2 separate regions of the Mus musculus genome follow, and region 1 is linked to region 2. Evidence: chromatin loops called from intact Hi-C (ENCODE). Cell type or tissue: heart. All regions are shown on one strand. Region 1 holds the start of Slc25a16 (solute carrier family 25 (mitochondrial carrier, Graves disease autoantigen), member 16). Region 2 has its middle 1.5 kb from the start of Ccar1.

The links. A loop is a pair of places that touch in the nucleus more often than their neighbours do. Peaks named below come from ENCODE experiments on the same cell type or tissue, not always from the same donor. Only the 100,000 strongest peaks of a DNase experiment are listed, where the experiment ranks them.
Region 1: a loop joins it to region 2, with 2.1 times the contacts of the local background. A loop is called at or near these places in 7 of 42 quality-filtered maps.

Annotation. Positions count from the first base shown.
Region 1 is chr10:62,919,244-62,921,743 of GRCm38, reverse strand. It overlaps Slc25a16 (solute carrier family 25 (mitochondrial carrier, Graves disease autoantigen), member 16), which reads right to left and starts at 1,111. Exons shown (of 9, transcript NM_175194.2): 1 at 863-1,111. The coding sequence starts at 992. In heart, no CTCF peak of the experiment used is centred here; a DNase peak (open chromatin) is centred at 1,123; H3K4me3 peaks cover 1,917 bases; H3K27ac peaks cover 1,816 bases.
Region 2 is chr10:62,792,662-62,795,161 of GRCm38, reverse strand. No RefSeq gene overlaps it. Among named protein-coding and RNA genes, the nearest start is that of Ccar1, 1.5 kb to the right of the region's middle. In heart, a CTCF peak has its summit at 1,287 (motif pointing right); a DNase peak (open chromatin) is centred at 1,911; H3K4me3 peaks cover 767 bases; H3K27ac peaks cover 887 bases.

The DNA.
Region 1 (2,500 bases), 130 kb before region 2:
TTTGTTTTTTGATTTTTTTTTTTTTTTCGAGACAGGGTTTCTCTGTGTAGCCCTGGCTGTCCTGAACTCACTCAGACCAGGCTGGCCTCGAACTCAGAAATCTGCTTGCCTCCCAAGTGCTGGGATTAAAGGCGTGCACCACCACCACCGCTGGGCGGTTGTAGGCAATTTTGCACAATATCCTTAGTCATTTTATTTTGTTTTTGAGACAGGGTATCACTTTGTATTCCTTGCTTGCCCAGAACTTGCTATGAAGACCTGGTTGACCTCAAACTCAAGATCTGCCGACCTTTGCATCTGCCTGGTGCTGCGATTTAAGGCACATTCCACCATGTCCAGCTCATATCCTAGTCTATTTTTCAAAGTTAGCCTCTAGAGACGGACTGTGCGACATGTGCCTGTAATTCCAGCACTTGGGATGCAGAGGCAGGAGAATCGGGAGTTCAAAGCCAGCGTCAACTACATAAGGCTCTTGAGGTGGGGGGGCGGGGGGGAATACATTAAATATTCTCAAATCATTATCCGCACGCGCGCGCACACTCACGCGAAGGGGACGCGAGCCCAAGCTGGCCTCCACCTCCAAAACTTATTTTCCTTTCAAGCAAACAGCAAAACCCAATCCTACACTGTCACACGTGTTGTTTGTAACAGAAAGGGGTGGTCCCCACCATGTCCCACCTAAAGGATCCTGTTTTCAACCTTAAGAAATAGGTGCTTGGTTCAGCGGAGGGATTAGCCCCGGCTGCAGGGGCTGACGTGAAGGCCCGGCTGGGTGCTGCAGCAGGAGAAGCTCGGGACTGTCTGATCGGCCCGCGGACCGGCTTCAACACCCAGCCCCGGGGTCCGGGCGGCGGATACTGACCTCCGGCCAAGAAGGAACGCAGCCAGTAGAAGTCTCGGCGTGAGGTCGGGCCCCCGCTCCCAGCCGCCTGCGGCACCGCGGGTGCAGGCTCGGCCGCCGCCAGGGCCGCCGCAGCCACCAGGGCCGCCATCGGGACCTGCGCCACGTCCCGAGCCTCCGCTGCCAACTTACAAAACACTGGGCAGCACCATGGCTGGAGCCGGCTCTGACAGGAGCCCAGCCGCCGCGCGGGCGGGGCCAGATGATGCCCATGGCGCGCGGCGGCGAGGAATGATGACGCACGCAGCCGCCGCTGGGACCCGTCCAAGAGAGCAAGGCGGAAGTGGGCGTCACCCAGGGGGTCTGCGACACTCAGGGTCCCGGGTTTCCTGCTGAAGGTTTGCGAGCCTCTTGAGCCAGACCAGTAAATTCAGGCTTGCAGTCTCAGCACGAGCGAACCTGATGACTCCTGACCATGGAGATCAAGACCCGCTTGAGCTATGTAGTGAAGCTCATGCCTGTCATCCCAGCACTCAGGACTCTGAAGCAGGGGCATCACCTCCAGACCAAGACCAGCATGGGTAACTTAGTGAGTTCCCGACTAGCCCAGGCTGCAGAGAGAAAGATACTGTGTCAAAAGAAAATGCTAGACAAGCTAGCTGGCTCAACGGCTGAAGGCACTTGTCACTAGGCTGGCCGACCTGAGTTGTCTCCAGACCCGGCCTAGTTGAAGGAGACAGTCGATTCCCACAAATTATTCTTAGACCTCCATACATGCAACTTGGCAGCACGCGCGCCCACACGCGCACACACTATAATAAATGTTGAGAGCCATAGAGATGGCTCAGCGGTTAAAAGCACTCTTGTTCTTGTAGAATACCTGGGTTTGATTCGCGCGCGCGCGCGCGCGTGTGTGTGTGTGTGTGTGTGTGTGTGTGTGTGTGTGTGGTGTGTATGGTGCCTCTGGCATTAACACAAGCAGCTCAGCCTTCCCTGTCTTTCTGATCCACTCCCATCTTCTGATCTCACACACGATAAATTCTTTAACCTGCTGTCTTCACAAACTCTTTCTCTTTTATTTCTCCTTCTTTTCTTTTTCTTCCTCTCTCCCTGCCTTTCTCGGGACCGGCTATGGAGGCTTGGCTTGTTTGGAGATTCTAGCAGGGTGACACATCTATTCCCACACCCTTTATCAAAGATGGTGTCCTTCTCTCTTAGGGGAAGGTCATCTTTGTCCAAACAGGCATGTAGTTCTGGAAGCCATGTACATGGAGTGGGAAGAGGGGAGGAGACACTCACATAGACAAGCAGGTCGCCAGGCGTGGTGGTCCACGCCTTTAATCCCAGCACTTGGGAGGCAGAGGCAGGCGAATTTCTGAGTTCGAGGCCAGCCTGGTCTACAGAGTGAGTTCCAGGACATCCAGGGCTACACAGAGAAACCCTGTCTCGAAAAACAAAAATAAATAAATAAATAAATAAAAAGACAGCAGGTCAACTTGGTAATCAGTGGAGTGACAGATGGTGCAACTGCATCACCCTCACATCTGTGACCTAGGACTAAATACTAAATATGGCCCAGCCTGGTCTCTAGCCTGAGATACTTCTGCCTCAACCCTGCATGTGCTAAGAGTACAGGAGGATTTCACCACCACTCCTGGG
Region 2 (2,500 bases):
GGCTACACAGAGAAACCCTGACAACAAAACAGAAATTCTGGAGTCAGTGCCTCTTTTCGTAGCTCTGCCTCTCCTGGCACTGACTGTGTTCACCATGCTAGCCTCGAACTCACAGAGATCAGTCGGCTTCTGTTTCCCTCGTGCTAGAATTGAGGGTGATATAGCAGTCTCCATGTCTGACTTTTTATTCACTTTAGAAAATATTTTATTTTCTATTTTTCAGAAGTTTTATGTGAATAACGATGTTTCTATTGCGTGTATGTGTGTGCATAACCCACACCAATCGACAACCATAGAGACCAGAAGAAAGCAACTATACCCTGTAGAACAGGGTTACTGAAGTTTTTAGCCACCCTGTAGGTGTTGTGATTAGAAGTCACATCCTCTGGAAGACCTCACAGTACTCTTTTCTTTTTTTTTACTTATTTATTTATTCATTTATTTATTTATTTATTATATGGAAGTACACTGTAGCTGTCTTCAGACACTCCAGAAGAGGGAGTCAGATCTTGTTACTACGGATGGTTGTGAGCCACCATGTGGTTGCTGGGATTTGAACTCTGGACCTTCGGAAGAGCAGTCGGGTGCTCTTACCCACTGAGCCATCTCACCAGCCCCCTCACAGTACTCTTAACTTCTGAGTGTTTGCCCTTAAATTTCATTTTTATTCATGTGTATGAATTTGTGTATATGTTTGTGTGAGCCTGTGTCACATGTGTGCAGTATCCCAGGAGGCCGGGAGAGGGCCTCAGAGTTCTGTTTAGTTGTATGGGGCTAATGTAGATGGTGGGATGAGCTCCAAGGTTTAGGAAAGAATATCAAGTGGGCCTAACTGCTGAACCATCCCTCTAGCTCTGTTTCGTGTGTTTTATTTATTTTGTTTTTGTTTTTGGTCTTTTGAGACAGGATTTTTCTGTTTCACCCTGGCCATTCTGGAACTCACTCTGTAGACCAGGCTGGCCTTGAACTTAAATATCTGCCTACCTCTGTCTCCCAAGTGCTGAGATTAAAGGCATGTACCACCACTGCTCTGCTTTGTGTGTTTTATAAACACTCTTTCACTATGTAGCCCTGGCTGTCCTGTGCCTTACAATGTAGACCAAGCTAATCTAGAAGTCATAGAGACATGTCAATCCAAAATACAGACATCAAAAACATATGCCTGGGGTTTCTTTCAGAACTTAAAAAAAAAAAAAAAGAAGTATTTATTTATTTATTTATTTATTATGAGTACACTGTAGCTGTCTTCAGACACACCAGAAGAGGGCATCAGATCCCATTACCGATGGTTGTGAGCCACCATGTGGTTGCTGGGAATTGAATTCAGGACCTCTGGAAGAGCAGTTAGTGCTCTTAACCGCTGAGCCATTTCTCCAGCCCCCAGAACTTTTTTTGATAAGGTATCTCAGATTTAAGTTTTCTCACTTTGTCCCTCTTATTGCTGGGCCACCTGGCACACGCTGTTTTGAATTTTTACAAATTACTATAGTGTGATGACTATATTCTAATAGTTTGAAGGTCAGGACAGAATTAGTAAGGACAAAGGAGTTACATTTTACCCAACTTCTGTAAGTTTTACTTAAGTGGGAGAAAGGACCCTTGTGGTTTGAAAAATATTAAAGAACGTGTACCTATGTGATCCTGTGTTCATAAAATTTAAGGGAAAAAATACAAGGAACCACAGAAAAAGCTATATATTTTATCCTATTGGGTTTGATGAGATAAGGTGTTACACAGTCCAGGCTGGCCTTGAACTCCTGATCCTCCCTTCCCCTCCCTCCCAAGTGTTAGATTACAGGTCACCACCTGATCATGCTTGGCTCAGCTAATCTTATGTGGGATTCCTAGCATAAGCTATTTCATGTTGAGAATTTGACTAGATGTCACCAGCAGGTGTAGGACAAAATTAGAAAATGACTTAATAATAGCTCTGTCTTTCATTTTTTGAGACAGGGTTTATCTGTGTTGCCCTGGCTGTGTCTGCCTCTGCCTCTTGAGCGCTGGGATTAGAGGTGTGCACTTCCCCCATCCCCCAACCTTTCCACTCCCTCTCGCCCCCCAAATCCTCCAGCTGTTTCTTTTCAGTAGGGTCTTCAAATACTAGGGGTGATGATGGCCTGCACTCAGTGTATTAAAATCCACTCAGTTGTTCGCTTTTACACATTCCAGCCTTAATCCCGAGGAGATGGCACTGCGGTTAAAAGCACTAATCTCTGTTCTCAGGACCTGGGATTGATTATCAGCACCCACGGGGTGGTTCACACCGGTCAGGAACTCTAGTTTCGGGGGATCTGTCGTCTTCTCAGCTCCAGGGGCACCAAGCCCACACCTGTGCGCATAAATCATGGAGGCAAAACCCTCTAAAAATGAAAAGAATGTAAACAAAAAAAAATTTTTTTTTTTTGTTCTTCGAGACAGGATATGTCTGTATAACCCTGACTGTTTTGGAACTCACTCTGTAGACCAGGCTGGCCTCGAACTCAGAAATCCGCCTGCCTCT